Regions from separate parts of the Homo sapiens genome. Here region 1 is linked to region 2. A link is an interaction called in ENCODE POLR2A ChIA-PET data of the cell type or tissue named here. Cell type or tissue: endothelial cell of umbilical vein. All regions are shown on one strand. Each heading gives the region's core, and the rest is flanking DNA. Links, peaks and the distances in the headings are about the cores only. Region 1 overlaps SEPTIN12 (septin 12). Region 2 overlaps UBN1 (ubinuclein 1).

The links. ChIA-PET counts read pairs that join two places held together with the same protein. Peaks named below come from ENCODE experiments on the same cell type or tissue, not always from the same donor. Only the 100,000 strongest peaks of a DNase experiment are listed, where the experiment ranks them.
Region 1: POLR2A ChIA-PET joins it to region 2 with 7 read pairs; 11 of 35 experiments call an interaction of 5 or more read pairs at or near these places.

What each region holds. Positions count from the first base shown.
Region 1 is chr16:4,767,869-4,781,604 of GRCh38, forward strand. It overlaps SEPTIN12 (septin 12), which reads right to left. Exons shown (of 10, transcript NM_144605.5): 8 at 11,822-11,918; 9 at 10,218-10,269; 10 at 9,738-10,130. The coding sequence ends at 9,929. Among named protein-coding and RNA genes, the nearest start is that of ZNF500, 7.6 kb to the left of the region's middle. RefSeq lists an enhancer at 533-612. In endothelial cell of umbilical vein, for the core only: no CTCF peak of the experiment used is centred there; no DNase peak of the experiment used is centred there.
Region 2 is chr16:4,857,869-4,866,465 of GRCh38, forward strand. It overlaps UBN1 (ubinuclein 1), which reads left to right. Exons shown (of 18, transcript NM_001079514.3): 3 at 122-208; 4 at 700-795; 5 at 1,157-1,291; 6 at 1,997-2,100; 7 at 2,796-3,234. Among named protein-coding and RNA genes, the nearest start is that of UBN1, 15 kb to the left of the region's middle. RefSeq lists an enhancer at 1,104-2,303. In endothelial cell of umbilical vein, for the core only: no CTCF peak of the experiment used is centred there; DNase peaks (open chromatin) are centred at 1,903 and 2,023; H3K27ac peaks cover 1,860 bases.

The DNA.
Region 1 (13,736 bases), core at 4,013-6,512, 87 kb before region 2:
TGTTGTTAGAGATGAAGTCCCACCATGGTGCCTAGGCTGGTCTCAAACTCCTGGGCCCAAGCAATCTTCCCGCCTCAGCTTCCCAAAGTGTCAGGATTACAGGTGTGCCCAGCCAGGTATCAATTCTTGTATGTATGTATTTATTTATTTAGAGACAGGGTCTCACTCTGTCGCCCAGGCTAGAGTGCAGTGGCTCGACCTTGGCTCACAGCAACCTCCGCCGCCCGGTTTTAAGCAATTCTCCTACCTAACCTCCCGAATAGTTGGGATTACAGGCACGAACCACCAGGTCCGGCTAATTTTTGTATTTTTAGTAGAGATGGGGTTTCCCCATGTTGCCCAGGCTGGTCTCCAACGGCCTCAAGCAATCCACCCACGTCAGCCTCCCAAAGTGCTGAGATTACAGGAGTAAGCCACCGCTCCCGGTCGCATCAATTCTTGAGCATCAAGCAAGCAAAACACATTTGTACTTCGTTTCTTCCTCATTTAGTAATAGAGGTACTATAACTAGACCTACCGGTTCAACAAAACAAAACAAAACCCTGAAGCTCTGAGAGTTTTAAGTATTGAACCCCCCAGAGAAGGTCAAACAGGAAGTACAGAAATGGGATTGGAACCCAAATCTTTGATTCCAGAACTTCAGCTCCTAACTACCAGGTTAACGTAGTTTGCCCCTAATCCTAACTTGGGCATCCTAAGGCCCGTCTCCTATGCTGGATTCTCGCTGCTTTTCCTCTTTGGTTGAACATGATCCGGAGTTTCCCTCTGCCTGGGGTGCCCAGGAAAGAGTCCCAGCACCGAGTTCGGGTGAGCAGCAACGCAGCATACACAGCAGGCGTACACTCAACGTACGCCCCGCCCCGCACAAGCTCCGCCCCGCATGCGCGCCCCGCCTCGCATCCCGGATCTACCCCCGGAATCTCGCGCGTCTTTCCCAAAGCATCGGCTAGGACTCAGCCCGCCGGAAACAAATTTGGGGACGCCGGATTCAGGAAGCTGGCAGGACTACATTTCCCAGAGCGCCCCGCGCCCTCCCCGGAGGCAGATTCCTGGGCGCTCTAGAGGGGGTGGGTTGGCGGCCTGGAGGGTCTCCTCAAGTGGCGGCACTGCCAGGGGCTCGGAGGAAGGGGCTGCAGTCTCCCGGTGGCAGCGTCCTTGTCGTCGAGACTGCGGGCGGTTCCCTTGCGCGCCCTGAACCTCAGTTTCCATATCTGTTAATGGGGGACATTAACCCTCAAGGTTGTAACTCATTCAAGACCATTCATCCAGGCATAATAAATGCATAAACGCTGCACGTTGAGTCCTCCCAACTGCCCCCTTAACTAGGCGCTCGGGTGATGGAGTGGTGGCAGGTGCCTGCTTTCATGGAGCTTGCCATGAGAGGCATACAGTGGACAAAATTACCATGAGAGGCATACAGTGGACAAAATTGCACGAAGAATTGTTTAATCACTTCTTTGGCAAATGTTAGCAAGCGGCGTAAAAGAGGGAACCTGATACCTTCAGGGTGGAAGTGACAGTTGAGCAGCCTAGGGTTAACCTGGGGAACCGGTGGGGAGGATTCCAGACAGCAGGAGTGAAAAGTGCAAAGGTCCTGGGGCCGGAGAGAACACGGTGCGTTTGAGGAACAGAATGGAGACCAGAGATTGGGAGATGTGGCTGGAGGGATGGGCAAGGCCTGACCATACTTGGAGACTCTGGTGAGGATTAAGGATTTTATCCTTGGAGTCAATAGAGTTTGGGGTTTTAAGTAGGATAGCATCGTGATCAGATAAGAAGCTTTGTGGAGTACAGATCTCAGAAAGACTGGAGAGGAGCAGTGAGACTAGCTGGAAGCTCCTGGAGTGGTCCAGAGTTGGGGTAACTAGTGATGGTGGTAGTCACTGACAAGGATCTGGCCAAGATTCCTGGAGCACATTCAACAGTGCTTGGTGGTTGATTAGCTTGGGGTGGAGGAGGGAGACAAGGATAACTCCTTTGTACAATGGGGATGGTAACATCACCTGCAGTAGGCACCATTATGGTAAAGAGACAGAACAGAACGTCAGACACATATAGGCTTAATATGTCCTAATTCTGTTAGTAATAAAGACTACCTCTGTGTTCAGGGCAGTGTTGTTTGTAATGGCAAAACCGAAAACAGTCTAAATGTTAGTCAACAGGAGAATGATGGATAAATCTCACGGAGGCTATGCCAAACAAAAAAAGGCAAGTGGCAATATGATACAATTTTCATAAATTTTGAAAATGCAAAACAATTCTACATATGATTTAGAGACATGTATGCGGTTCAAAGAAATGTTTGGGACTTGGATGAACACCAAATTCAGGATGGTGATGGGGCAAACGTTGAAGAGGGATGTGATGGGGGGAAGGTTCAGGGGGCAAAAACTGCAAGTTTTAATGTGCTTTTTATTTATTTTTAATTTATATATTTATATTTTTATATTTATTTATATTTTTTTATTTATTTTTACTTATTTTATTTTTTTTTGAGACAGACTCTCACTGTTGCCCAGGCTGGAGTGCAGTGGCGCAATCTGGGCTCACTGAGACCTCCGCCTCCTGAGTTCAAGCGATTCTCCTGCCTCAGCCTCCCAAGTACCTGGGATTACAGGCATGCACCACCACACCCAGCTAATTTTCGTATTTTCAGTAGAGACGGGTCTTCACCATGTTGGCCAGGCTGGTCTTGAACTCCTGATCTCAGGTGATCCACCCTCCTTGGCCTCCCAAAGTGCTGGAATTATCAGGTGTGAGCCACCGCGCCTGGCCATTAATGTGCTTTTTAAAAACAACAACAAAAGCCATTATTTTGAATTTGTATTCATGAAGTATTAAAACCTACCAAATGTTTTAATAAATAATCTTAAATAGGCCAGGTGCGGTGGCTCACGCCTGTAATCACAGCACTTTGGGAGGCCGAAGCAGGCAGATCACTTGAGGTCAGGAGTTCAAGACCAGCCTGGCCAACATGGCAAAACCCCGTCTCTATTAAAAATACAAAAAATTAGCCAGGCATAGTGGCACACACCTGTAATCCCAGCTACTAGGGAGGCTGAGGTAGAAGAACAGCTTGAACCAGGGAGGCGGAGGTTGCAGTGAGCCAAGATTGCACCACTGCACTCCAGCCTGGGCGACAGAGCCAGATTCCGTCTTAAAAAAAAAAAAAAAAAAAAAGCCGGGCACGGTGGCTCACACCTGTAATCCCAGCACTTTGGGAGGCTGAAGCAGGTGGGTCATGAGGTCAGGAGATCGAGGCCATCGTGGCTAACACGGTGAAACCCCGTCTCTACTAAAAATACAAAAAATTAGCCGGGCGTGGTGGCAGGCGCCTGTAGTCCCAGCTACTCGGGAGGCTGAGACAGGAGAATGGTGTGAACCCGGGAGACGGAGGTTGCAGCGAGCCAAGATCGCGCCACTGCACTCCAGCCTGGGTGACAAAGCGAGACTCCGTCTCAAAAAAAAGAAAAAAGAAAAAAGAAAAATTAGAAGGCCAGGTATGGTGGCTCACACTTGTAATCCTACCACTTTAGGAGGCCGAGGAGGGCAGATTGCTTGAGTCCAGGAGTTCAAGACCAGCCTGGGGCTGGGCGAAACCCCATCTCTACTAAAAATGCGAAAATTAGACAGGCAGGGTAGTACACGCCTCTAATCCCAGCTACTCGGGGGGCTGAGGCAGGAGGATTTCTTGAGCCTGGGAGGCGGAGGTTGTGATGAGCTGAGATTGTGCCACTGCACTCCAGCCTGGGTGACAAAGAGAGACCCTGTCTCAAAAATAAAATAATTAAATCTTCAAAAAGAGCCTCCAGAGGCTGCAGGGCTCTGTAGACACCTTGATTCTGGCCCAGTGATATTGATCTCATACTCCTGACCTCTGGAGCTATAGGAGGATACACGTGTGTTGTTTTAAGCCTCTGCATTTGTGCTAATTTGTTACAGCAGCCACAAGAAGTGAAAACATATGGAATGTAGTGCTCTGGGTGGCCAGGGAGGCTGTTTCCCCTCCTTTACAACACTGGACAGCCTTGGGGGATCCCCTAACACATGCGCATAACAGTTAGTGGTGCACAATGTGGGGGTGCTATGCTTCCCCCAGGGGACACGTGACTTGTCCTGGATAATTTTTTTTTTTTTTTTTTTTTGAGACAGAGTCTTGTTCTGTCACCCAGGCTGGAGTGCAATGGCACGATCTTGGCTCACTGCCACCTCTGCCTCCCGGGTTCAAGCAATTCTCCTGCCTCAGCCTCCCGAGTAGCTGGGATTACAGGCGCCTGCCACCACGTCTGGCTAATTTTTGTATTTTTAGTAGAGACGGGGTTTCACCGTTTTGGCCAGGCCAGTCTCAAATTCCTGACCTCAGGTGATCCACCTGCCTCGGCCTCCCAAAGTGCCAGGATTACAGACTTGAGCCACTGTGCCTGGCCCCAGGATAATTTTTAATTAGCAACAAAGTGAGAGTTGCTACTGGTGTCTGGTGGGTGGAGGCCAGGGATGCTACTAAACATCCTACAGTGTACAGGACAGTCCCCACCACAAAGAATGATCTAGACTGGGTGAGGTGGCTCGTGCCTGTAATCCCAGCACTTTGGGAAGCTGCAGCAGGAGGATCTCTTGAGCCCAGGAGTTCATGACCAGCATCGGCATCATAGTGAGATTCTATCTCTACAACACTAGATAAAAATTAGCTGAGGGGCCCAGTGCGGTGGCTCAAGCCTGTAATCCCAGCACTTTCAGAGGCTGAGGCGGGCAGATGGCTTGAGCTCAGGAGGTCGAGACCAGCCTGGGCAACATTGTAAAACCCTGTTTCTACCAAAAATCCAAAAAAAAAAAATTAGCTGGGCATGGTGGCATGCACCTGTGGTCCTAGCTACTTGGGAGGCTGAGGTGGGAGGATCGCTTGAGCCCAGGAGGCAGAGGTTGCAGTGAGCTGAGATCATGCCCACGGAATTCCAGGTTCAGTGACAGCTAGAACCCATCTCAAAAGAAGAAAAAAAAATCTTTGGCTGCTTTGCCTGTGGAGTAGTCATTCTTTTATTCCTTTGCTTTCGTTTTTTTTTTTGTTTTTTTTTTTTTGAGACAGAGTTTCGTTCTCTCGCCCAGGCTGGAGCGCAGTGGCGTGATCTCCACTCACTGCAAGCTCCGCCTCCCAGGTTCACGCCATTCTCCTGCCTCAGCCTCCTGAGTAGCTGGGACTACAGGCGCCCGCCACCATGCCTGGCTAATTTTTTGTATTTTTAGTAGAGACGGGGTTTCACCATGTTAGCCAGGATGGTCTCGATCTCCTGACCTCGTGATCCACCCACCTTGGCCTCCCAAAGTGCTAGGATGACAGGCATAAGCCACAGCACCCGGCCCCTTTGCTTTCTTAATAAACTTTTTTTGAGGCAGAGTCTCACTCTATTGGCCAGGCTGGAGTGCAGTGGTGCGATCTTGGCTCACTGTAACCTCCATCTCCCAGGTTCAAGCGATTCTCCCGCCTCAGCCTCCCTAGTAGCTAGGATCATGGGTGCGTGCCACCATGCCCGGCTAATTTTTGTATTTTTAGTAGAGACAGGGTTTCACCTTGTTGGCCAGGCTGGTCTTGAACTCCCGGCTTCAGGTGATCTGCCCACCTCAGCCTCCCAAAGTACTGGGATTACACAGGCATGACCCAGCCTTCTTGATTAACTTTCAAAAAAAAAAAAAAAAAAAGCCTGGCACTGTGGCTCATGCCTGTAATCCCAGCACTTTGGGAGGCCGGGACGGGCGGATCATGAGGTCAGGAGTTTGAGACCAGCCTACTCAACATGGTGAAACCCCGTCTCTACTAAAAATACAAAAATTAGCCGGGTGTGGTGGCGGGAGCCTGTAATCCCAGCTATTCGGGAGGCTGAGGTGGGCAGATCACCTGAAGCCGGGAGTTCAAGACCAGCCTGGCCAACATGGTGAAACCCTGTCTCTACTAAAAATACAAAAATTAGCCGGGCATGGTGGTACGCACCCATGATCCCAGCTAGTAGGGAGGCTGAGGCGGGAGAATCTCTTGAACCCGGGAGGCAGAGTTGCAGTGAGCCAATATTGTGCCATTGCATTCCAGCCTGGGTGACAAGAGCGAAACTCCATCTTAAAAAAAAAAAAAAAATTAGCTGGGTGTGGTGGCATGTGCCTGTAGTCCCAGCTACTCAGGAGGCTGAGGTGGGAGGATCACTTGGGCCTGAGACGTTGAGGCTGCAGTGAACTATGATTGAGCCACCGCATTCCAACCTGGGCAGTAGAGCAAGACCCTGTCTCAAAAAGAAGAAGAAGAAGAGGAAGAAGAGGAAGAAGAAGGAGAAGAAATAGAATGATCTAGCACAAGTGCTGGTGGTGCAGAGGTTGAGAAACCTGGTCTGTGAGATGTATTCCTAGAAATGCAACGGCTGAGCCAAAGGGTGTGTGCTTTTGAAATGCTGTAGATGTTTCCATATTGCCCAGGGCTAATCTTTTTTTTTTATTTATTTTTATTATTTTATTTTATTTTTTTATTGATCATTCTTGGGTGTTTCTCGCAGAGGGGGATTTGGCAGGGTCATGGGACAATAGTGGAGGGAAGGTCAGCAGATAAACAAGTGAACAAAGGTCTCTGGTTTTCCTAGGCAGAGGACCCTGCGGCCTTCCGCAGTGTTTGTGTCCCTGATTACTTGAGATTAGGGATTGGTGATGACTCTTAACGAGCATGCTGCCTTCAAGCATCTGTTTAACAAAGCACATCTTGCACCGCCCTTAATCCATTTAACCCTGAGTGGACACAGCACATGTTTCAGAGAGCACAGGGTTGGGGGTAAGGTCACAGATCAACAGGATCCCAAGGCAGAAGAATTTTTCTTAGTACAGAACAAAATGAAAAGTCTCCCATGTCTACCCCTTTCTACACAGACACGGCAACCATCCGATTTCTCAATCTTTTCCCCACCTTCCCCCCCTTTCTATTCCACAAAACCGCCATTGTCATCATGGCCCATTCTCAATGAGCTGTTGGGTACACCTCCCAGACGGGGTGGTGGCCAGGCAGAGGGGCTCCTCACTTCCCAGTAGGGGCGGCCGGGCAGAGGCGCCCCTCACCTCCCGGACGGGGCGGCTGGCCGGGCGGGGGGCTGACCCCCCCACCTCCCTCCCGGACGGGGCGGCTGGCCGGGCGGGGGGCTGACACCCCCACCTCCCTCCCGGACGGGCCCAGGGCTAATCTTAAACCTTGGGATGTGCTGTGACGTGGGCCAGTGTCTCAGCCAACTCAGATGTTGGTCGTGGGTGGTTTGAGTGCCCACGGGCTCTGGAAGCTCCCCAGTCCTGGAGTCAGCCTGCGGTGTGGGTGGAGAAGCTGGTTTGTGAATTCAACCAGCAGATCGCTGTAGGGCAGGCAATGCAGGGTCCGTTCTGTTCAGTCAGCAGCCCTGTTCTTACCACCTGCCATGCACTGGATGCAGGGATGAAACTGACATATCTCTGCCCTCACTATGTTTCCAGCCTAATGGGGGAGACTGACCAGGAAACAAACTAGGTGACACACACTCAGAGGGGGCAGTGAGTGGGTTGCCTGGGGAAGGCAAGGAGGGCTTCAGGGAGAAGGTGACTTTTAGTTGGAACAAAACTGCTACTCATTGTTGTCATTTGTTGAAGGCTCACCTTGCACCCAGCTTCCTAGATTAGAGGGGTAGCCCTTTCTTTTATTACCAAACTAATGACTAATGTAGCTTTGGCCCCCATGGTGTGGGATTCTGTGAAATCCATTTATTTTCTAGCTTTTTTGTTTTGTTTTGTTTTGTTTTTGAGATGGAGTCTCGCTCTGTTGCCCAGGCTGAAGTGCAACGGTGTGATCTCGGCTCACTGCAACCTCTACCTGCTGGGTTCAAGTGATTCTTCTGCCTCGGCCTCCTGAGTAGCTGGGATTACAGGTGCGTACCACCATGCCCGGCTAATTTTTTTTTTTTTTTTTTTTTTTTTTTGAGATGGAGTCTCGCTCTGTCGCCCAGGCTGGAATGCAGTGGCGGGATCTCGGCTCACTGCAAGCTCCGCCTCCCGGGTTCATGCCATTCTCCTGCCTCAGCCTCCCAAGTAGCTGGGACTACAGGCGCCCGCCACTACGCCCGGCTAATTTTTTGTATTTTTAGTAGAGATGGGGTTTCACCGTTTTAGCCGGGATGGTCTCGAACTCCTAACCTCAGGTGATCTGCCCGCCTCGGCCTCCCAAAGTGCTGGGATTTCAGGCGTGAGCACCGTGCCCGGCCTATTTTCTAGCTTTCTGGAGAGTCCCTGGGCTGTGGAGCTCACACATTCTGCAGCAGGTCCTCCACCCTGGACTGCTGCTCCATCTTGATCATGTAGCCTCTGTCTTCATGCCATTTCTCCAGGTTGTGGTCGGCACATCCTAGGGAGTATTTTATTTTGTCTGAACAACAGTGCTATGTGCTTGGTACCATGATCCCCATTTTACAGATGAGGAAAGTGAGGCAAGGGGAGCATAAGTAACTGACTTGCCTGCTGGGATTTTCACACTGGCATTGCCAGGCTCCACAGTGGGAGCTGTTTGCTGGCCATGCTGGCCCCTGGGGCAGGGGAATGAGGAAGGTGGGGGATGGTGGAACACAGAGATCAGGTAAGACAGCCAGAGATCAGGCCACAAAGATGGGGATTTTGAAAGTGTTCTTGGCCTGTGGGCCTAGCCCCGGGCCAGGAGTAAGGGGCTGGGACAGATGGGAGAGCTGATTTTGTCACTTGGGTCTGGCTCTGGGGCAGAGGGGGCTGGTTGTCCAAGGCATGCCTTCCCAGGCCTTCAAGATTCCTAGGGCCTTGGGTCTCACATTATTCAAAAAGAAACCTGGGTGCTGTGGCTCATGCCTGTAATCCCAGCACTTTGGGAGGCTGAGGCAGATGGATCACTTGAGGTCAGGAATTTGAGACTAGCCTGGCCAACGTGGTGAAACCCCGTCTCCACTAAAAACACAAAATTAGCTGGGCGTGGTGGTGGGCACCTGTAATCCCAGCTACGCGGGAGGCTGAGGCAGGAGAATTTCTTAAACCCGGGAAGCAGAGGTTGCAATGAGCCCAGATCATGCCACTGCATTTCAGCCAGTGCGACAGAGTGAAACTCCATCTCAGAGGCTGAGTGCAGTGGCTCATGCCTGTAATCCCAGCACTTTGGGAGGCCGAGGCCGGTGGATCACTTGAGGTCAGTTCAAGACCAGCCTGGCCAGCATGGTGAAACCCCATCTCTACTAAAAATACAAAAATTAGCCAGGCATGATGGTGTATGCCTGTAGTCCCCAGCTACCTGGGATGCTGAGGCAGGAGAATGACTTGAACCCGGGAGGCAGAGGTTGTAGCGAGCCGAGATCACGCCATCGCACTCCAGCCTGGGCAACAAGAGCGAAACTCCATCTCAAAAAACAAGACAAAACAAAAAAAAAAAAACCCCAGAAAACTCCATCTCAGAAACAACAACCAACAACCACCACAAAAACATACTTGGTTGGCAGCAGTGGTAATCCCAGTGTTTTGGAAGGCTGAGGCGGAAGGATCACCTGAGGTCAGCTAAAGACCAGCCTGAGCAACCTAGTGAGGCCTTATCTCTACAAAAAAAAATGGTAAAAATCAGCCCATCAAGGTGGTGTCATGCCCATAGTCTTGGCTACTTGAGAGGCTGAGGCAGGAGGATCACTTGAGCCCAGAAATTTGAGGCTGCAGTGAGTCATGATTGCGCCACTGTACTCCAGCCTGGGTAACAGAGTGACACCCAGCCTTTTTATTTGTGGATAGCTCAAAGAAGTCATTTACAAAATGCCTTTTGTTTTCAAAGCACAGCTTTTCATAAAAAGCAAGGCTCACATTTAATAGATGCTCTGGTACATAGGTGTGTGTTGAGAGCCGCTGGGGACTCAGGAAGCCCAGCAGCCCCGGGATCCGCCGGTGGTCAGAACTCATCATCAGAATCGTCATGGGCCCCCCTGCAGACCTTGAAGGTCCGGGGGGTGGTCAGCTGTCCTGGGGAGGCCGGGGCCAGGTTCACCCAGCCGGGCCCGCGGGGCAGCAGGTGGCTTTCATTGAGTCTGATGACGCGGTAGTTCTCATAGTGGATGTTGTGGGTTATGTCCTTCAGGTCTTGGAGGTGGGAGCTGGGGGACCGGAGACGGTCAGCCCCGATGGTGGTGTCCCCAGGGCCCCTCGCCAGCCCCCTAGCCCCAGGCTCCCCACACCCTCACCGGATAAGCAGGTCTCTCAGGAGAGGAAATTCACAGTGCGCCATGTTCTCCACTGCAAGACATGGGACTCAGTATGGGCGCTGCTTAGTGAGCACTGAGTAAGTGCCTACTGTATGCACCACCTGACACCATTTCCCTTAGCCCTTTTCCCACATTTCTCTTTACCCTATCCTGCCTTCCCTTTGTTGGTTCATTCATTCATTCACCCACTGTTGTGTTCCCAGTGCCTGGTACAGGCGGCTCCTACAAATAGCTGTAGAATGAATGAATCCACCAATCATTATTGTATTATATGTACACTCGGCCTCTGTATCCATGGGTGCCCACTGTAGGACTTGAGCATCTGCCGATTTTGGTATCCCTGGGGGTCCTGGAACCACCCTCTGCGGATAGCATGGGTGCTATATCATAGGCAATAGTATAGTATATTTCTGGCTGGGCGCGGTGGCTCACGCCTATAATCCCAGCAGTTTGGGAGGCTGAGTTGGGTGGATCACCTGAGGTCAGGAGTTTGAGACCAGCCTGGACGACATAGTGAAGCCCCGTCTCTACTAAAAATACAAAAATTAGCCGGGTGTGGTGGTATAATCTGTAGTCCCAGCTATTTGGGAGGCTGAGGCAGGAGAATCGCTTGAACCTGAGAGGCGGAAGTTGCAGTGAGCCAAGATCGCTCCACTGCACTCCAGCCTGAGTGACAAAGCAAGACTCTGTCTCAAAAAAATATATATATATAGTATAGAATATTTCTAATAATTATAATAATACATCACCTGACCGGGCGCGGTGGCACACGCCTGTAATCCCAGCACTTTGGGAGGCCGAGGCGGGCAGATCACGAGGTCAGGAGTTTGAGACCAGCCTGGCAACATAGTGAAACCCCGTCTCTCATAAACATACAAAAAATTAGCTGGGCGTGGTGGCAGGTGCCTGTAATCCCAGCTCTTTGGGAGGCTGAGACAGGAGAATCACTTGAACCCAGGAGGCGGAGGTTGCAGTGAGCCGAGATCACGCCACCGCACTCCAGCTCGGGTGACACTGCGAGACTCCATCTCAAAAAAATAAAAATAAAAAATAATAATAATACATCAGGGGCTACATCCTCGCTGCCCCTCCTGTGTCACTTTCCCTAGCTCCCTAAGGCAGTCTCCTCTCCCTCCCGCCACAATCGCCTTCACTGTGCCTCCCCGACCTGTCCTTGTCCTGTCAGCTCTATGGGGACAGGGACCCTGTCAGTCCTCCCTTTACCGTGCACTGCAGTAACTGCACATAGCGGTGCCTGATACACAGTAGGCCCATCGTAATTTCCGGCCAGCCACTAGGGCAGCCTTGGGTATTGGGCATTGTGCAAAATGGTGGTTCTCCCCGCTCCAACACCCTAGGAAGTTGATGCACTGTGATGCCCACTTTACTGTGAGGAAACTGAGGCCCAGAGGGTCCGGAAACTTGCCACAGCCTCCCAGCTGGAAAGAGGGACCATTCCCCAGGGCTCTTTGTCTAGTGGGCTTCACCTTTCTGTGCCCTGTGATGGGTGCGAAGGTTGCCCAAGGCTGCTCTGGTTTCCAAACTGACCCCACCTGCATCCTACCCAGGGGCCCCGCACTGACCTTCAATGATGCCCCACTTGGTCTTCCGGCCCAGGACACACCTCCCGTTCACCAGGTGCTCTTGGTCAGCCCCTACCACGGCAAAAGGGATTCGGTCCTGGGAAAGGAGAAGACACAGAGATGGGAGGATTGACTTCGCTGGGGAGAAGAGAAGAAAAGTCAAGGCACCCAGGCAGGAGAGGGGAGTCCTATCCTTTTCGAGGAGGGAACATGGTAGAAAGTGCACAGAATTCCCAAGTTCAAAGACATAAAGTCTAATTGGTGCCTCTGGCTGAGTGAGGTAGCTCTTGCCTGTAATTTCAGCACTTTAGGAGGCCGAGGTGGGAGGATCACTTGAGCCCTAGGAGTTTGAGACCAGCCTGGGCAACATGGTGAAAGGCCATCTCTGCAAAAACTAAAAAATTAGCTGAGCTTATAATCCCATTATATTATATAGCGTATTATATAGCTCACACCTATAATCCCATAGCTCACTGCAGCCTTGACCTCCTGGGCTCAAGTGATATCCCCGCCTCAGTCCCCTGAGGAGTGAGGACCATAGGTGTGCACCACCATGCCTGGCTACTTTTTAAACATTTTTAGTAGAGATGAGTTCTCTGTGTTGCCCAGGCTGGTCTCTAACTCCTGGGCTCAAGTGATCCTCCCGCCTCTGCCTTCCAAAGTGGTGGGATTATAGGAGTGAGCTACCACACCCAGCCTGCCTGTCTTCCTATATATAAAGTTTTATTGGCACATAGTTGAGCCTATGAGTCATTTTTGTCTATGGCTGCTCTTGAACCATGACATCAGAGTTGAATCATCACAACAGAGACCCTACGGCCCAGAAAGTCTAAAACATTTACTACCTGGCCCTTTGCAGAAAAGGTTGTTGAACCCTACCGTAAACTCCAGTTGTTTACTTGCTCATGGCCAGAAGCAGAAATTCAAACTTGCAAACTCCGAAGTGACATATATGGGTTTTTACTTCTGAATTCATCTGTGATGGGGAGTAATGTGGATGTTGATAATATTGGGCGTGGTGGCTCACACCTGTAATCCTAGCATTTTGGGAGGTGAAGGCAGGCAGATCACCTGAGGTCAGGACTTCAAGACCAGCCTGGTCAACATGGTGAAACCCTGTCTCTAGGAAAAATAAAAAATTAGCTGGGTGTGGTGGCGCATGCCTGTAATCCCAGCTACTCAGGAGGCTGAGGTGGGAGAATCACCTGAACCCAGGAGGTTGGAGGTTGCTGTGAACGGAGATCCTGCCACTGCACCCCAGCCTGGGCCACAGAACAAGACCCTGTCTCTGCTGGGCACGGTGGCTCACGCCTATAATCCCAGCACTTTGGGAGGCTGAGATGGGTGGATCACAAGGTCAGGAGATCGAGATCACCCTGGCTGAAATAGTGAAACCCCATCTCTACCAAAAAGACAATAATTAGCCAGGCGTGGTATTGTGCACCTATAGTCCCAGCTACTCAGGAGGCTGAGGCAGGAGAATCGCTTGAACCCAGGAGGCAGGGGTTGCAGTGAGCGGAGATCACGCCACTATACTCCAGCTTGGGTGACAGAGGGAGACTCCATCTAAAAAAAAAAAAAAGACCCTATCTCATAAAAAAAACAACATTAAAAACAAAACAAACAAAACATTGTACGGTACGGGGGTTTTTAGTATTTGACCAGGGTTATGCAACCATCATCGCAATCTAATTTCACAACGTTTTCATCACGTCCCCCCAAAAAAACCCCATACCTTTTAGCAATCACTCCCCATTTCTCCCTTCCCCACAGCCCCTGACTACCACCAATCTACTTTCTGTCTCTATAGATTTGCCTATGCCTATTTGGGACATTTCATATAAATGGAATCCCATAATACGTGACCTTTTGTGTCTGACTGATTTTTGTCTGAGAAACATGTTTACAAGGTTCC
Region 2 (8,597 bases), core at 571-3,070:
ACCTTGCCCTTTTCTGGAAAACATTGTTTTTATAGAGGTATTGAGTAATCAGTGAAGTTTCTATGAATAAGAACATGGGAATATTTTCTGACTTATTTTTTGTGGAACGATCTCTTTACAGAAGAAAGATCTGTCAGATCCTTTCAATGACGAAGAAAAGGAAAGGCATAAAGTAGAGGCCCTTGCCCGAAAATTTGAAGAAAAATACGTAAGATTTCTCTCTTGAATAACAAAACAACCTCATTGGGTGGGAGACGTTTCCACACTGTATTCCTTTAGTGGATCATCATGTAATAAACACTGATCTGGAAGTAAGCCTTAAGCATGGAGAGAAGAGAAGCAGTTATTAAACCTAACGCATTAAGGTACAGAAAAGGGGCATGGCAGAGCTAGTGTGAAGAGCTAACTGGACAAATAACCGAGAAGGGCCTGTGGTCGCCTTAGAAGAAATATTTTGGTACAAAGCATAAGAAGCCATTTAGTTCATTTTTCTGTCCTAGGACATTTTATACAGGTACAAATATGTTCTATGTTAAAAGGTTTTCAGGAAAGGAGGTTTTGGGGTTTGTGTGTATGTGAGAGAGTGACTGTTTTAGTTAGTGCATTACCTCTTTGAGTCATAGCTGATGAAGTTCAAGGCCACAGTTAATTCTGTGTGTTTATTCAAAAAGCATGTAATCTATTGCTTTCACATTTTAGGGTGGAAAGAAACGTAGAAAAGACCGAATACAGGACTTGATCGATATGGGGTATGGTTATGATGAATCCGACTCCTTCATCGATAACTCTGAGGCGGTAAGTAGTTACTGAAAATGCCGTGTCAGACCCACTGTACCTGTAGCTCCTCCTGATACTGACCAGGAAGCTGGGGGTGGGGTCAGAGCAGTCGTGCCCTCTTCCCAGCATGAGGCAGTAGCAGCACTGATGAGAGACGAAATGACATTCTTTATCCGGGTCTTAGTTCCCTCTTCAGAAAGTGATGACCAGATCTGTCCAAAACACCTTGTAGCTCAGACATTCATGTTTGACCAGAGGATGTTTTAGCATGCTCTTGGAAGTGGCAGAGGAGCACAGTCACATCTCTCTCGAGACCCACTTTGCACCTTCGGACTGCAGAAGCAGAACTTGGAGCTGACAGTTTGTTTCCCATCTTCAGTATGATGAGCTTGTTCCTGCTTCTTTGACTACGAAGTATGGAGGATTTTACATTAACTCGGGAACCCTGCAGTTTAGACAAGCATCAGAGTCTGAAGATGACTTCATTAAAGAAAAGAAGAAAAAATCTCCAAAGGTTAGAATGTGCTTGCTTTTGGATTTCAGAAATGCTTTTTGACGTGACCCTATCAGATCAGTAGGTGACTTGCCAGAATACGTGGCGCTTGGCCGGCTCAGGAGGATGGTGGAAAGGCAGAGCCGTGCCAGGTTGATGGCTCGCCTCTTACACGTGTGCCCTAATGAGGACACGTGCCCGTGGGGGCTCTGTTCAGCACTTGGTCATTATGTCCATGTCACATGACATCCCAGCAGGCTCAGCAGGGGTCGTTTCTGGAGGTGGCCTCAGGGTGGGAAGGCTGTGGAATGAGGGAATGTGTACCACTCTTGCTGACCCTCTTCTGTGGACATGTAGAGGACTTCAGTTTCAGGGCTGCCATCCCACTGAAAACCAGTCAGCCTTAGGATCAGTGTGTTTAAAAACCTGTCTACCACTGCCTATGTGTTTAAGATGAGAGGTAGGGCCCACTTGTAACTTTCAAACTACAAAGGTTTCAGGCTCCAGAATGGTCACTGTTGTCTCAGCCCTGGGTGTTTCCAGGAGACACCGTCGGTGGGAATGCTGTGGGTTTGTGGTCCAGGGACTGATCTGAGAGCTTTTGTTCATGAAGGAAATGAGACAGGTCTCAGGATGTGCCCCGGGCGGAGCAAGGCCAGTGCCGTGTAGTGCACTTGCTCCCTGAGTTAGGGAGCCGTGTAACTGTGCCTTGTCTTTAATTCTCAGAAGCGGAAGTTGAAGGAAGGTGGTGAGAAGATAAAGAAGAAGAAAAAAGATGACACTTATGACAAGGAGAAGAAATCGAAAAAGTCCAAGTTTTCCAAAGCCGGGTGAGAGGCAGCAGCTTCTTTGCTAGGATAAAGCCTGAACTGTTAGGGCAGGACGACTGGGAGCTGACTCACCTCCTCCCCACAGCTTCGGAAGAGGCAGCAGGGCCTGGCCTTCCTGTCCTCCCGCACGCCTCCCGCAGTGCCATTCTGGGCATAGACGCTCACCTCTCAGTGTGTCAGATAGTTCCACTGTCAGTGTTGGCAGCTATTGTTGTCACTGTGTGACTGCTGATGTTTCTCGTCCTCTGGGGTGCTCCTCTCTGCCCCAGTTCTCCTTCTGTCTCCGCTGTTTTCCCTTGTTGTCTATGGTCATGCTTCCTTCTCCTCACTTGGTCTCACCCCAGCTTCTCTTCAAGTTGCTGCTGTTCTCTGCTGCTCCTGCTTTCTCCCTCTAAATACTTTTCTTGCTCTCCCTGCCCCTTTTTGCAACCTTTTATTTCAGCCTGGCAGTGGTTTCTAAAAACCCGTCGGAAATTTAGCATATGTGACACTGTGTTGCTAACCTGTATTAACTCTCAAGCTTTGGTCTCAGCAAGAACGAGCTCCATATGCCAAGAGGAGGGAGGAGGAATGACAGGGTGGACTGTGACAGGTTCTCCTGGAGACCATGACCCTGGGAGCAGGGGTGAAGGCCTCTGGAGTTCCCTTTGGAGGTGTCCTATAGTCTGAGTGACCAGTTTCCCTCTTGCTTGCAGCTTCACAGCCCTCAATGCCAGTAAGGAGAAGAAGAAGAAGAAATATTCTGGGGCTTTAAGCGTTAAAGAGATGCTAAAGAAATTTCAGAAAGAGAAAGAGGCTCAGAAAAAAAGGGAGGAGGAGCATAAGCCTGTTGCGGTCCCATCAGCGGAAGCTCAGGGCCTGCGGGAACTGGAGGGTGCCTCTGACCCCTTGCTCTCACTCTTTGGCTCTACTTCTGACAACGACTTGCTCCAGGCGGCCACTGCCATGGACTCGCTGACGGATTTGGACTTGGAGCATCTGCTCAGTGAGTCTCCAGAAGGAAGTCCCTTCCGAGATATGGATGATGGAAGTGATTCCCTTGGGGTGGGATTGGACCAGGAATTCAGGCAGCCCTCTTCTCTCCCCGAAGGCCTGCCAGCACCCCTGGAGAAGCGCGTTAAGGAGCTGGCTCAGGTATGGTGGCACAGTGCGGCTGGGCTTTCCTGGAAGCAGTTTGGGCAGATTGCTGTTGGTTCTGCACTGCGTGAAGCTTGCCCAGAGAAACTCTTAGTGAGTTGGCAGTTAAGGTGTCAGCTTTTTCCAAACCCTATTCTCATCCTGAGGGAGAAAACAGTGTAAGCCTTGCCCGTCAGGCATCATTTTAGGCCTTTCTTGGTTTCTTCATTTCTGGAAAATTTGCTTTCTTCTGGGGAGATTGTTCTCTTTCTGTTTTCTGTCAGTTTGTTTTCCACACGGCATCTTTTCCTTCATGTGATAGACGGATGATGTTGGCAGCAGGCAGCTGAGGCAGAGATTAATCTTAGAATTCTTACGAAGGTTTTGCAAATTCACAAAAGTTTGTAAACATACAAGTTACACGTAGAGTAGATGCTTCGTTGCCACTAGGTTTCAGTCGCTCCCTTGCGTTGTGTATCCAGTGTTAGGTAGTGATTACAGGAATGCCTCAAATGTGATGAATGAAAAGCAGCTTAATTTTAAATGCTGTCCATGTCCCATTAAAACCCACCATCGGCAGGGTGCAGTGGCTCACGCCTGTAATCCCAGCACTTTGGGAGGCCGAGGTGGGCGGATCACCTGAGGTCAGGAGTTCGAGACCAGCCTGGCCAACATGGTGAAACCCTGTTTCTACTAAAAATACAAAAAATTAGCTGGGCCTGGTGGCGCTCGCCGTAATCCCGGCTACTTGGGAGGCTGAGGCAGCAGAATCGCTTGAACCCAGGAGGCGGAGGTTGTGGTGAGTGGAGATTGCGCCAGTGCACTCTAGCCTGGGCCACAGAGCAAGATTCCATTAAAAAACAAACCAACCACCATTACCACCTTTAGGATCTAGCAGCTCTTGCTGTTTTACTCCAGTGATTGGGAATTAAGCACTGAGAATTGTCTGTTCAAGTAACACATTTCTAACTGTAAACTAGGCATGGATCATTGGTTGTAATATCATTTACCTTTAAGTTAAAATAACATTTTACCTTAAGCATCAGGACTTGTGATGCAGCTCTAGTGGCAGTCATAATCTACAGCTGTAGGTTTTAAATCAGTGATTCTTACAGTATTTCAGAAGCATTGTTACCTATAATATCCTTTGTGTTTTAGGGCAGGGTAAATTGTCAGCTACTGCTAAAATGATTTTCTCACTTCCAAAAAATATTTGAACACCATATACAAAGCAAATAAAGTATCTATTCAAAGCTCTACCTCATCTTTGTCAGCTTGTGTCCAGCATTGGAAATTCAAGTATTGTATTTGAATGTAATGATTTAAGTGAATTGTACCATGTTGGGGTTTGGAGTATCTCTTAGTATGACATTGAGGTGGAAGTAGCTGAATCTGAACTTGGTGTTTTTGAGCCTGCTGTCCTATATTTGCTCTCAGAATTCATGTTAACCAAACATTACTCCTTGTTCTTTTTAATCCTCTGGTTCGTAATCAAATTGTTTCTTAGCTTCTGAAAGTCTTGTTAAATCATTTAAGGTCTATGTGACGATAGATGGTCGTTAGAGAAAAGTCAAAACCAGATTCTTGGCTGTGTCCCCACTCGTGCCATAGGTTGTGTTCTAGTGTGAAAACTTACTGTTTCACTTTCTTGGGAAAGATGGGGACAGATTTAGTGGCAACAGAATGACATAACCGGAAACAATGTTGGGCTGTGGTGCAAGAAAGCGGAGCTGAGTAAACACCTTGTTAGGCAAGCTGCCCCTCCTCAGTGATTGCCAAGTGTCAGTTAGCTCTTGGGCATAACAAACACAGGGTTCAGGATCCCATAGTCAAGGTGGGCCTGGGTCCCAGTGGGGAGCTGGTGACCAGGAGAGGCTGATGTTCTGGTTGGAAAATACAGTATTCAAGTGTGAAGTTGATATTCGAGTCTTCACATTGCCCTTCTCCTATAACAGCATTAAGAAACTTTGAAAAATGGGGTGGAAGGTGTATGGAAATTATCCATCCGGCCAATATAAAAACAATTTCTAGTTGGATATTCTTTTCTAGCCTCTGTGTATATGTTTTTATGCAGCTGTAATTATAGTTGTGAATAACTGTTTTCTGCCTTTTTACGTAATATTATAAAGCCCTCATGACTTTTTATGGTTGCATTAAAAAGGTGGCTTATTTTAAAAAGATGCTTAATGCTACTCCGAAGGGTCCTCAGGTGCGCTCTTCTGACCAGGGCCCTGCACTTGGGGCACTTGGAGTCCCTGCATGTGTGTGCAAATGCTCAGGACCCCTGATCCCACTGAGAATCTGCTGGGAAAGATAGTCTTCCCAGGGAAGGAATGCACTGGTATACTCAAATTGCTTATGATTCCAAAAGCCACATGTGGATATTTGATATTTGGATCCTTAATAAGGGGTCCATCCTAGATCTTGAAATGGACATCGCATTTTTAAAATTTAAAGTAAACCTGATGTATGTAACTGGGACATTAGCAGTGTTACGTGTTTCTCACTTTATTTTTTATACCCCTAATTTTCCCCCCCTTTTCCCTCTATTATAAGATTGGGTAGACTTTACATCTTGGCCCTAGGTGACACACAAATCAGTTTCTATCACTGTCTGCAAAACACCCCCCAAAATTTGCCTTGTCATAGCAGTTCGTTTCTCCTGACTCTGGGCCAACGCTCATGGCTGCATTCAGCTGGCAAGTTGGCCAGGTGCTGGCAGGGCTTTTCTTTCCTGGCCTTTCATCCTGCCTTCTTCAGGGCTTGGTGGTCTCAGGGCAACATCTCAAGAGGGGAAAGGTGGAAGCTGCAGGGCCCTTGAGAGCTAGCCTTAGAGGCTATGTGTATCACATGACTTCCAGCACACTTTTGGTCAGAGCAAATCACAAGAGCCGCCCAGATCCAAGGATTAGGGAGCTAGGGTGCACCTCTTTGGGAGGAGAATTTCTTTGTGGGAGGAATCTGTGATCCTGGTTTGTTGTTGTTGTTGCCTTTTTTTTTTTTTTTTTTTTTTTGAGACAGAGTCTGACTCCATCACCCAGGCTGGAGTGCAGTGGTGCAATCTCAGCTCACTGCAACATCCACCTCCGCCTTCTGGGTTCAAGTGATTCTTGTGCCTCAGCCTCCCGAGTAGCTGGGATTACAGGCGTGAGCCACTGCGCCTGGCCTGTGTTCCTGTTTTGTATTCTGCCACAGTACATAGCAGATTCTTATCCCATGTGTATTGATCCCTTAGGGGAAAAAACTCTGGGAAGCAAAATTAGATATATCTTCTAACTAAATATGGTACTTAAAACTTTAAAAAATGTCTTTGAAAACTTGTGTATGTTAAAGAGGTCCTCTGAGAGGGAACCTTGGTGATGCCTCTGCCACGTTCACTACATTCTCACATCAGCCTGTTTTTTGTTACTGATTTGTATTGTACATTTGTATAGGCCCCAGGGAATCCAGTGATTTGATGGCCTTACCCTGCCCTCTGTTAATATGCATTGATGGTGTCTTTTGTCTTGGTTGTTGGCAGGTACAGGTGCTGACAAAGCTCAGGTTTGATGCTCCTTTGGGTTATTGTCTTGAGGTAGTTTGACAGCTACTCAGCCTTGGGCTGGACAAATAACCCAGATCTATTTTGGTTCTCTTTAGTCAAGCATAACATAGAGACAATACTAAGAGCAGGAATCAAAGAGACCCCATGTCACCCATTCTGCTCTGCCCTCTATAGAATTAGAACCCCTCATCACAAGAAGTGCAGGGAGAGATGGATCCAAAGAGAATAACGTAGGGGGAAAAAAAACGAAAACAACTTGTTTGATCTTTTTAAAAAAAATCATGCCCGATTTTCTCCTACTCAGCAAAAACAGATACAGTATATAAGATTTTGAGCTGGGTGCTAAAAGGCTACAGGTGACTTTTCTTAGAATAAATAAAACAGCTCATTAAAAGGCTGTTGGAACTCTTATAAATCAGCATGATTGGGATGTTTAACCTCATTTACTAGTTAACTTAGGATTGATTAATTCACACAACTTCTGGGGTAAGAGTGTCTCTTTTTAGGGGTGAGGGACCCCATTTATTTTTGGAAGACTATCAGATATATATCCAATTGCTCTTTTAATTAGATTTACTTTAAAATGCCGCAGTCGACTCTTCAGTATAAAGCCAGACCCTCAGAGATATTGTCTATGCAATTCAAAAGGTTTACAGAAAAGTACTTTCTAAAATTACATAATATTATTTAAAATATTTTTAAAGATTGCGTAAAGATTACATAGAAAGCTTCTGAAATATTGTACAAGTGGCTATCTAAACAGAAAATTTGGCAGGGCGCGGTGGCTCATGCCTGTAATCGCAGTACTTTGGGAGGCCGAGGTGGGAGGATCACCTGAGCCCAGGAGTTCCAGACCAGCCTGGGTAACAGAGTGAGAAAAAAAAATCTAAAAATTAGTCAGGCGTGGTTGCGTGCAGCTGTAGTCCCAGCTGCTTGGGAAGCTGAGGCGGGAGGATTATTTGAGCCTGGGAGGTCAAGGCTGTATGAGCTGCGATCACGTCACTGCACTCCAGAATGGGTGACAGAGTGAGACCATCTCAATAAAATAAGATGCTGGGCATGGTGGCTCAGCCTGTAATCCCAGCATTTTGGGTGGCTGAGGCGGGCGGATCACTTGGGGTCAGATGTTTGAGACCAGCCTGGCCAACATGGTGAAACCCCATCTCTACTAAAAATACAAAAAATTAGCCGAACATGGGGGTGGGTGCCTGTAATCCCAGCTACTCAGGAGGCTGAGGCAGGAGAATCACTTGAACCCGGGAGGTGGAGGTTGCAGTGAGCTGAGATCACGCCATTGCACTCCAGCCTGGGCAACAGAACAAGACTCCGTCTCAAAAACTAAACTAAAATAAAAAAATAAAAAATAATAAGATAAAATTTGATTGGAAGTTTAAGCTGTAGATGGGTCTGAAAGTGTGGCATGTGAAATACATGTTAATTAGTTTGAATTAATGTAAGGGTGCTTCTCGATCTTAAAACTAGCAGTGTAAGCTTAAGCAAAAAAAGTTCAGTTTTATTTTTTCCCAGACTAATATAATTCTAGTACCTTCCAAGTGCTAAGGTAGAATTCTGAATGTTTCCAAGAGTGTAAGAAATTGGCACATGGCTGGGTGAAAAGTCATGCCCTTTTTTTCCATTATTCGTCTGTGGATTTCACCCCTCTGGGCTTTCACCTAGCCAAGGGATCTGTAGAAGCTTGAGTTTTGCGCATTTTCTTCTGACTTAGTTTTGGTTGTTTGGTGTTAAGCTTTTCTTCCTGTGGCGTGCCGTTTTACAGTAGTATCTTCATTTGTTGATTCATTCACTCAGTCAACATTTAGTAAATATTATGTGACAG